Regions from separate parts of the Homo sapiens genome. Here region 2 is linked to region 1. A link is a loop called in an ENCODE intact Hi-C map of the cell type or tissue named here. Cell type or tissue: heart left ventricle. All regions are shown on one strand. Links, peaks and the distances in the headings refer to the core of each region. The heading gives the core; the rest is flanking DNA.

Evidence for each region. Peaks named below come from ENCODE experiments on the same cell type or tissue, not always from the same donor. Only the 100,000 strongest peaks of a DNase experiment are listed, where the experiment ranks them.
Region 2: it touches region 1 in a loop (2.8-fold over the local background); 8 of 110 quality-filtered maps call a loop at or near these places.

The regions. Positions count from the first base shown.
Region 1 is chr20:50,746,433-50,751,810 of GRCh38, reverse strand. PARD6B (par-6 family cell polarity regulator beta) reads right to left here. Exons shown (of 3, transcript NM_032521.3): 3 at 1-2,152. The coding sequence ends at 1,323. Among named protein-coding and RNA genes, the nearest start is that of PARD6B, 18 kb to the right of the region's middle. In heart left ventricle, for the core only: a CTCF peak has its summit at 2,332 (motif pointing right); no DNase peak of the experiment used is centred there.
Region 2 is chr20:50,480,871-50,486,248 of GRCh38, reverse strand. No RefSeq gene overlaps it. Among named protein-coding and RNA genes, the nearest start is that of PTPN1, 27 kb to the left of the region's middle. RefSeq lists enhancers at 2,268-2,377, 2,418-2,467. In heart left ventricle, for the core only: no CTCF peak of the experiment used is centred there; a DNase peak (open chromatin) is centred at 2,608; H3K4me3 peaks cover 1,217 bases; H3K27ac peaks cover 1,180 bases.

The sequences.
Region 1 (5,378 bases), core at 91-5,090:
AGAATTGCTTGAACCCGGGAGCTGAGATTGCACCACTGCACTCCAGCCTGGGTGACAGAGACTCTGTCTCAAAAAAAAAAAAAAAAAGCTTCCTCAGCTTTATAACATGGGAAGTAACTCCTAAAAACAGCCAAGTGGTTTGATTCTTAGAAACCAGAAATGCACAACTGGGCGCGGTGGCTCACGCCTGTAATCCCAGCACTTTGGGAGGCCGAGGCGGGCGGATCAGGAGGTCAGGAGATTGAGACCTTCCTGGCTAACACTGCGAAACCCCGTCTCTACTAAAAATTAGCCAGGCATGGTGGCAGGCGCCTGTAGTCCCAGCTACTTGGGAGGCTGAGGCAGGAGAATGGTGTGAACCCAGGAGGTAGAGCTTGCAGTGAGCCAAGATCGCGCCACTGCACTCCAGCCTGGGCGATAGAGCGAGACTCCATCTCAAAAAAAAAAAAAAAAAAAAAAAGAAAGAAAAGAAAAGAAACTGGAAATGTACTTGAGAACATCATTTGTTACAATTTATTAGAAAGGAACATAAAAAAACAAAAATCAAAATAGGCTGGGCATGGTGGCTCTAATCCTAGCATTTTGGGAAGCCGAGGCAGGACTGCTTAAGCCCAGGAGTTCAAGACCAACTTGGGCAACATGGCGAAACCCTGTCTCTACAAAAAATACAAAAAGTAGACAGATGTGGTGGTATGTGCCTATGGTCCCAGCTACTCAGGAGGCTGAGGTGGGAGGACTGCTTGAGCCCAGGGGATTGAGGCTGCAGAGAGCTGTGATCATGCCACTGCATTCCAGTGTGGGCAACAGAGTGAGACCCAGTCACTAAAAAAAAAAAAAAAAAAAAAAAAAAAAAAAATCAAAATAAAATATTGGGAACATGAGACCTTTAAGAGCTGAGGTCCCCAATGTACCACAAGAGAGAATCAGACTTCACATTAGAATTTTAAAAATACAGTTAAAGGAAAAATTAACTGGGCTCTGCACAGCAGGTTAAATATGCAACCACTTCCAACAGAAATGATCTAGTCTTCTCACATAGTTCCAAGAATGTGCTTTAACATCTGATTCTCCACAGACAAAACAGCAAAAGCACGTAACTTCATCAGCAAAGGCCCCTTTGTTTTGGACTTAAATTCACCTCTGATCCACCAAAGTTTATATTAACAATTATCAAACTACTACTTTAATAATATTGTAAGCTTGCAACGTTACTCGTCTCATGCCTATTCCACGTCACTGGTCAGAGGTATATATGCTTTTAAACTAGCCAAATGTACAAGTCCTCATGGCATCCTCACTCTGAAAACATTCAAACCACGGTTTCATAATGTTATGATTGTTCCATCTTCTTCTAAGAGTTTTTGATCTGGAGCATGTGTTTCAAATTCCGTGTTTGAGCTGCTTGCTATGGCTGCTAAGCTCACTTCATTAGAGGGAATAAAGCCATTCTGTCCAGACTCAAAGCTTAGCTCTATCTGTGTTAATGACTCCAGGCTCTCAGTATTAGGAACAGCTTTTGGAATCTGCTGTGGCACTCCATTGTCTTCAATGATAATGTCATCTTCTTCGCTGTCTTCATCCTCTGGCTCAAAGCTTGGTTCAATCTGCTGTGGGTAGCCAAGAAGGCTGTTATCAGTAGACTGACCGGAACTGCCAGAAGTCCGACTGTTCCTCACAACATTATTCCTCTGGTTTGCCGGTCTCACTGTTATGATGAGGTTACGGCTATTTGCAATCATCATGTCTGTTACTTGATCAAGGCTCTTCCCTGAAACTTCTATGCCATTAACTTCTAAAACTTCATCATTAACAGCTAATAGTCCTGTACTTTGAGCCAGACCTCCTGGGACAAGCCTGGATATAAAGATCCCTGGAACCTTTTCTAAGCCATGTGGTGTTACCCTGACACTGGAGCCATCCCGGATGTAGAATCCTAGGGGTTTCTCCGTGCCGTATTTGTAAAGACGTACCCTACGATGCGTTTCTGGGAGAATATCCACGTCTATAATAGAAGACACAGGTCTAAAGTCTTGGGGCATACTAATGACTATATGTGGCTTTTTTCTATGGTTGTCAGGACGCAATACGTTGGTTAAAACATTCTTCTTCTTTATTAGCGTGTCTGTACCAAAGGCACTGTAGTCTGCTTCTTCTGTTTAAAAATAAAACAAAATAATTATAGAAATGCTGTAAAAATATCTATTCACTTGCAGCTGAATCTGTACAGAAAGGATAACTCAAAATATATTTGGTATATAAACAAACTAGCTAATAAGCTTATTCTAATCAGATCATAATCTAGTACAGTAGTAAAATGCCATACCAGAAAAAACCACTAGGTGGCCATCTCAAATACACATCACAAAATAAACCAATGTTGAAGTTAAATTTGATAGAGCTCATTCACTTTTAAACATTAAATATGGCAAATGAAACTATGATAGATCTTACATATTTTTTTTTTTTTTGAGATGGAGTCTCGCTCTGTCGACCAGGCTGGAGTGCAGTGGCGTGACCTCGGCTCACTGCAACCTCCGCCTCCCGGGTTCAAGCAATTCTCCTGCCTCACCCTCCCGAGTAGCTGGGACTACAGGTGTGTGCCACCAGGCCTGGCTAACTTTTTGTATTTTTAGTACAGATGGGGTTTCACCGTGTTAGCCAGGATGGTCTCGATTTCCTGACCTCATGATCCACCCACCTCGGCCTCCCAAAGTGCTGGAATTATAGGCGTGAGCCACCGCACCTGGCCAGATCTTACATATTCTTAAACATCATTAAATATATATGTATTTTTACTTTTTTTTGAATAGGGTCTTGCTATGTTGCCCAGGCTGGTTTTGAACTCCTGGCCTCAGGAGATCCTCCCGCCTCAGCCTCTCAATGTGCTAGGAGTACAGGTGAGAGCTACTGTGTCCGGCCTTAAAACATCATTTTAAACCAGTTACTTAAAATACATTTTTCCTTCACTTGTTTAAAAAACTTGTAATGTGGTTGGGCGTGGTGCCTCACGTCTATAATCCCAGTGCTTTTTTGGGAGGCCATGGTGAGTGGATCACTTGAGCCCAGCCTGGGCAACAGCGTGAGACCCTGTCTTTATGAAAAGTAAAAAAAAATTAGCCAGGTGTGGTAGGTAGCGTCTGCCTGGAGTCCCGGCTACTTGGGAGGCTGAGATGGGAGGATGGCTTCACTCCAGGATTCAGGTCTGCAGCGCACTATGATCACTGCACTCCAGCCTCGGTAACAAAACAAAAACACGCCTGCAATTTGCATGTTTATCATATTCAACTCAAATACTTGAAGTGGGATATTTGATTCTCAAGGTAAATCAGAGAGTAAAATCATATACCAATATCAGAGGCTGAGTGGGCAGATAATGTAATTGATGCTGATGCATATCAAACAAACACTTCGGAATTTTGGTATTCTGCAAATAAACACTCTCCCTCAGTTTTCTGTTGCTATTGTTTGAGACGGAGTCTCGCTCTGTCGTCCTGGCTGGAGTGCAGAGGCATGATCTCAGCTCACTGCCACCCCCGCCTCCCAGGTTCAAGCGATTCTCCTGCCTTAGCCTCCCAAGTGGCTTGGGATTACAGGCATGCGCCACTATGCCCAGATAATTTTTGTATTTTCAGTAGAGATGCGGTTTCACTATGTTGGCCAGGCTGGTCTTGATGGAACTCTTGACCTCAGGTGATCCACCTGCCTCAGCTTCCCAAAGTGCTGGGATTACAGGTGTGAGCCACCTCGCCCAGCAGGAATTCTTGATCTCTCATTTTCATTTTGAAAGAGGCAAAGGTGGAGTTTTAACTTTTTTCTTTACTGTGTGAAAAACTATGCATAAAGTTCAATGGTATTTTGTCCTCAGTGGTGGTGACACAGACAATAGGAAGTAGTAGGACTCTGGCAAACTGGAGAGCTCCTGCCTCATTTAGATGGCATAGCTGCTTCTCAGTTCCTCGCAGATTTTCTTCATGCCAGAAAGTCTTGTTTTTAGGCAAAATCTTGCGATCTTTAAATACTGCCGCCTAATTAAATAATAAACTAAAAGGGAAAACAGAACACCTAACACCAGATATGGTTAAATTATATGGCTGAAGGAAGATAGTCTATAAACAAAACATTTCATCAGAGAATGAGAGGTAAAACAGAAAATGAAACTAACAGCAGAAACAAAAGTTAAAATAGTATTTTCAAAAATAACTACAATGAGGATAAACTAAAAAGTGAAATTTACATGAATTAAAAAAAAAACACAACAACTTCAATAATGCCTCTCCCTGGTTTTCCAGTGGCTAGGCAAAAAAAAAAAAAAAAAAAAAAAGAAAGAAAGAAAAAAAGAAAAAGAAAAGAAAAGACAACAACAAAAAATAAATGGCTTCCCTCCTCCTCCACAAAATAGTTGAAAATCCTAGTCTCAGCTGCTGCCACAGAAAACACCAATCTCACCATCTTGCGTTTGTATAGCGCTTCAACTCATATTCTCTTGTTTAATCCTAAACCCCCTCATTGCTAAACTATTATCATCTTCACTTTATAACCAATAAATTAAGGGTACAACGTAAGTTACACAGAAAGAACTAGAGCCCAGGTTTTCTTACGAGGCTAGTATCTTCCAAGTCACAATAATGAATGCCAAGTATCAATTATGTCAGAGTATGGGGAGCTTTAGTATTCTTTTCTGATGCTGCGTGAACACTCTTCAAAACCTAGTTTCAGATAAATATATAAGGTTACGGGTATCTTATTTTTTTGGCATTTTTTTCCCCTTGGGGACACTTGTAATCATTTATAAGTATTTGCATTGGGCTCTTACAGAGACAGAAATGTATTTATAATATGGCTTTGGATATAAATCCATTGGTACAACAATCTTTTTGGCAAAAAAACCTATCAAGAATAGTCTTCTGGTAATGTGTTTTCTCAAAATCATACATATTTGTGTTTTAAAACAATCAATAAGGAAAGCCTATATAACATTTATAAGGGAAATTCCAGACCATATAAACTGAGAACAGTATTACGTTGCCTACATACCTACTCATGGGAAACCTAACCAAAATAAACTCCAAATCTGCATAATTTGGCATCACATCCAGACTCCATTTGAATGCTCTCTGCTAAATTCTCAAAAGCAATATGCCCCAGTACAAAGCCACCTTTGTTCTCCCATCTAGCTAATCAGTTTCCAGCCACTGGGAAAGAAAATATTTTGGCAGAAAGCCAGGGTTCAGGGTGTTAAAGTGTAAAGGTGAATGTCCACAAGGAATTGGAGTTGACTTTCTACCTGAACACTATCAGAGCATTAAACTCAGAATGAGATGGAAAGTTTGAAAACTTGATCATAGCAACTGTCCACTTGTATAAATTCACTTATGCAA
Region 2 (5,378 bases), core at 254-5,253, 270 kb after region 1:
AACATGGTGAAACCCTGTCTCTACTAAAAATAGAAAAATTAGCTGGGCGTGGTGGCGGGCACCTGTAATCCCAGCTATTCGGGAGGCTGAGGCAGGAGAATTGCTTGCAAACGGGAGGTGGAGGTTGCAGTGAGCCAAGATCATGCTGCTGCACTCCAGCCTGGGTGATAAGAACGAAACTCCATCTCAAAAAAAAAAAGAGTTCTCATCTTGTTACTCGTGAGTAGTATTCCATTGTACAGATGTACTGCCGTTTGTTCAATCTTTCCTCAGTAGAGGGGCATTTAGATGGTTTCCCATATTTTGGCCTTTATGAATAAAGCCACTATAAACGTTCTTGTACAGGTTTTTGTGTTTTTATTAAATAAACAGTTTTTATTTCATTTGGGTATATTTCTAAAAGTGGGATTTTTACTTTATTTATTTATTTATTTATTTATTTATTTTTATAGAAACGGGGTCTTACTGTGTTGACCAGGCTGGTCTCAAACTCCTGACCTCAAGCAATCCTCCCATCTTGGCCTCCCAAAGTGCTGGGATTATAGGCATAAGCCACTATGCCTGGCCAGGATTGGTGAGTTGTATGATAACCGTAGGTTTAACTTTACAAACAAACAAACAAACCTGCCAAACTGTTTCCAAAGAAGCTGTACTGTAGGAGGCTGAGGCACGAGAATCCCTTGTACCCAGGAGGTGGAGGTTCCAGTGAGCCGAGATTGTGTCACTGCACCTCAACCTGGGCAACAGAGCAAGACTCTGTCTCAAAAAAAGAAAGAAAGAAAGAAAGAAAGAAAGAAAGAAAGAAAGAAAGAAAGAAAGAGAGAGAGAAAGAAAGAAAGAGGAAAGGAAGGAAGGAAGGAAGGAAGGAAAGAAAGAAAGAAAGAAAAAAAAAAACAACCAAAGAAGCTCTACCGTTGTGCATTTCCACCAGTGTATGGGAGTTCCAGTTGCTCTGCATCTTAGTCAGCACTTGATGTTGTCTGTTGTCATTTAGTTTATTTTTATTATTTTAACCATGCTGAAATGAATTTTAAAAGTAAAAGTGGCTGGGCATGGTGGCTCACGCCTGTAATCCCAGCACTTTGGGAGGCCGAGGTGGGCAGATCACCTGAGGTCAGGAGTTTGAAACTAGCCTGGCCAACATGGAGAAACCCCCGTCTCTACTAAAAATACAAAATTAGCCAGGCATGGTGGCACATCCCTACTCGGGAGGCTGAGGCAGGAGAATTGCTTGAACCTGGGAGGCGGAGGTTGCAGTGAGCTGAGATTGCACAATTGCACTCTAGCCTGGGCAACAAGACTGAAACTGTGTCAAAAAAAAAAAAAAAAAAAAGGAAAAGTGACCATGGATAAAGGCTAAAATTTATAACTCAGACTCTAAGGCCCTGTGTGAACTGAGCCCTGCCCATTTCACCAGGCCACTCTCTGTTCTCCAGTATCCTTTCAGGTCTGGCTACAGGGCCTTTGCACATGCTGTCTACTCTACTTAGGATGCCATTCCTGCTTTCTGCCTGGCTAATGCCTATTGTCACATGGATCTCGTCCTAAAGGCACTTCCTTGTGGGTATGCCTAGATTCTGTTTCCTTGTTACATGTTTTCGTATCTGCCTTTCTTATTTACCACAGTGGTTCTCAACTGGGAGTGATTTTGCCCCCCAGGGGCCATTTGACAATGTCTGGAAACATTTTTGGTTGTCAAAACCAGGGTAAGAATGCTACTGGCATCTAGTGGGTAGAGGCCAGAGACGCTGCTAAATATCCTACAATGCCCAGAACAGCCTACAGGAATGATCCAGTCAAAATTTCACTAATGCGGAGGTTGAGAAACCTGTATCACAACGTAATCAACTAATTGCTTTTTATGGCTGCCTTCCTGTTCCCATCTCACTCCCCCACTTCCCCATCTAGGCTTCCCTTACCCCCTCCTCGCCATGTGTATTTAGCTGTTTAATGCCTCCTTTTCCTGCTAGAGTATAAAGCCTAAGGGGCAAGGATTGTGTCTGTCTTGTTTTCTATATATTGCGTATCATAGGTGCTTAATAAATGTGTCAAATGAATAAAAGAGCAAATGAAAACTATCTTTCATAAAGCACATCTTTAAGGACACCAGAAAGCTTTCCTCTTGACTTCTGTCTTGGTAACTCTAAATATTATTTGGAAAAAAAATAAACAAGGTGGTGGGGAGGAGGGAGAGGGAGAGAAAAGCAGAGAAGAGGAGGACAAGGAGAAAAGGAAGAGGGAGATAGAGAACACTGTCTTTGTAGACTCAATCTGAGCTGGAATTCCAGCACTTAACTGTCACATAGTCAAGAGCAAGTCACTTTCCCTCTCTGAGCTCGTTTTTCTCAACTGTACAATGGGAATCAGAAAACGAAAGTAACTGTGCTAATGGCTGGCAACTACCCTGCACTTTATAAATGTTAGTTTTGTTCCTTTCTTCCTTTCCCCTCCTTCTCCTAAGTTTCCTGGCCAGCATCAGTGCTCACTCATCCTCCTCAGCCCACTCAAGAGAGCTGCCTGAAGCTAGATGGACAGTTCTATAAATGCTGGTGACGTATACCCAACCTCCGGCACCCGCATCTCTCTGCCCAGAGCCTGTGTGCTTCATGTGCGCATGGCAGGTCACATGTGTGGGAAGGGAAGTGTACTGGAGTTGCTGGCCCCGGGCACCACCTTCAACCGCTGAGAGTGGTCATTGCGGATAAACAGCACAGTTTCCCCAACCCTTCCTGAGACAATCTTGCGGTATACTCCACATCATCCCCTGAGGGCCCCTCTGGGACTGTGCCCCAGTTGCCCATAAAGGTAACTAGCTCTTTTTTTTGTTTGTTTGTTTGTTTTTGAGACAGAGTCTTGCCCTGTTGCCCAGACTGGAGTGCAGTGGCATGATCTTGGCTCACTACAACCTCTGCCTCCCGGGTTCAAGCAATTCTCCTGCCTCAGCCTCCCAAGTACCTGGGATTACAGGCACCCACCGTCACGCCCGGCTAATTTTTGTATTTTGTTTCACCATGTTGACTAGGCTGGTCTTGAACTCCTGACTTCAGGTGATCCGCCCTCCTCAGCCTCCCAAAGTGCTGGGATTACAGGCATGAGCCACTGCGCCTGGCCAACTGCCCAACTTCTAACTGGTAGTATGTGCATCTTTTTCTATGAGTTTTTTGGGTTTTTTCTTCTGGTTGTCAGAGTCAAGCAGCCTAAAGGAGGTTGGAGAATGAATATTCCTTCTCTTCTTTCCAGCTGCCTTCAACCAAGGAATGGATAGAGGTGGTGTATAAATACCCCAGCTTCCTGATTGTTTTGCAGTGGGCAGGTCTATGCAAACTTACCCCAAAGTCCAAGGAAGCTGAGAGGCTGAAGAGATGATGCTGACATACTCAGTTCCTTAGAAAGAAACTTTTAATAGAAACTTAGAAACAGATGCCACGTCTGTGTCTCCTGCGGTGGCCAGACAAGATGGTGGATCCCCACTCCATTATCTCCCAGACCCAGGGCTTCTATACCATAGGAGAGGGGTGGTTCAGAAGGGATGTGTAGAACAGTTGAAGTAAGATAACATCAAGGTTGTTTGACCTAAGGACAGGATATAGAGTCAGAACCTGCTCTTACACAAGGAATAATAGATAAACTAGAAATCTTAGAGGCCTTCTTGGAACAGGGGTTAATCAGAAGCCAACATGGCGGATTAGCTTCCAAGATGGAGTTGCTGATCCTTCAGGTAAGATAACTCTGAGACATGTGTTCTACACAGGTGGAATTAAGCTTCACTTGCCTAGGGCAGTAACTGTCTTGATAACTTGCTTAATATTGGTTGTCCTCCTTTCCCTGGGTCTCTTTTCTTCTCTACTCGTATTTCTTTTGCCTTCCAAAGAAGTGATGTGTCCTTGAGTCTTTGTCTCAGGGTCTGTATCTAGAGAATCTAAACTAAGATATGAGGTGTGCCAACAGGGGATTCCAAACTAAGACACTTATCAATTAGATCCAATTGCAAACGGTCTTGCTTTAAATCTCCCCAAAAGAACAGAATGGGACATGCTGTTCTTCAACTAAACAGCACTCCTGTTTACCATCTGGGGCCAAACCACGGGGCTCCTATTCCCTGAGTGGAAGGACCTCATCTTCCCATGGTATTCACAAGGCTCACACCCCACCTTTTCATACATAAATCACCCCCTTTATTTCACATGAACATCTTTGTTGTATTTTGCAGAAAGTTACCCTTACTGAAACACAGAGGACGCTCTGTTGGTAGCTTTGGAAATGGCCCTTGGGGCTCCAGCTGGGAGCATCTCATGTTCTTGTTCCTACGTAGTTACTTTCTGGGGATAGTCACACATGTTGAATGTTGGCAGGGAAGAGTTACCCTAGTCCAACACTTTCATTTGCCAAAAATAAGTTTTGAGGATGGCTGATGGGAAATCCCACAGTGCCTACCAATGGTATCATGCTACTTTATGCTGTTTTCTGAATGTTCTTTCATTTTATAACGTGAATATAATGAATGTTTGCTGATTTGGGGCCACCCTGAATCTACGGCACTCTCTTCCATGCCAAGTAACCTGAGTTTCCATTTGGGAACCACCCCTTCTGGAAGTTCGCTCCATCAGGAAGTTCCCTTGAGCCTGTAACCCAACAAGGAGCATGTGACTTAGCACCAACGAACCAGAGCAGTGGAGGTACAATAACTATGATGATTGGCTAGGTACAGTGGCTCACGCCTGTAATCCAGTGCTTTGGGAGGCTGAGGCGGGGGGATGACCTGAGGTCAGGAGTTCGAGACCAGCCTGGACAACATGGTGAAACCCCGTCTCTACTAAAAATACTAAAATTAGCCGGGTATGGTGGCGGGAGCCTGTAATCCCAGCTACTTGGGAGGCTGAGGCAGGAAAATTGCTTGAACCTGGGAGGTGGAGGTTGCAGTGAGCCAAGATTGCACCACTGCACTGCAGCCTGGGTGACAGAGCGAGACTCCGTCTCAAACAAACAAACAAACAAAAAAACTACGATGATTGGCTTAGAGATGGGTATGTGGCACAGATTGGTTCAATCAGAGTTCATCTCAGGATTTGTTTAGTAGCTACTAAGAAGGCATGCTTTCTCTTGCTCCTCGTGAGCTTAGAGTGGTTGGGCAGCTAACAAATGCACTTGGCTAACTGAACATCTCAATTCCAGAGGAGCTGTTTATTCCCCCAGCTCTCCTGTTGGGTCACCATGGTCTACTGTGTCCCTTGACTGAAGGATGACACAGCTTCTGTCAGGTAGCCTCTCTGTAGAGCTCCCTCTCTCTGGACCTGGAGACCACTTCTTCCTTTGCTCCTCCAGGCCACTGTTACTATGTGGGGGTGCTAAGGACCCCTCTGTTACTATCTAGCTGTGAT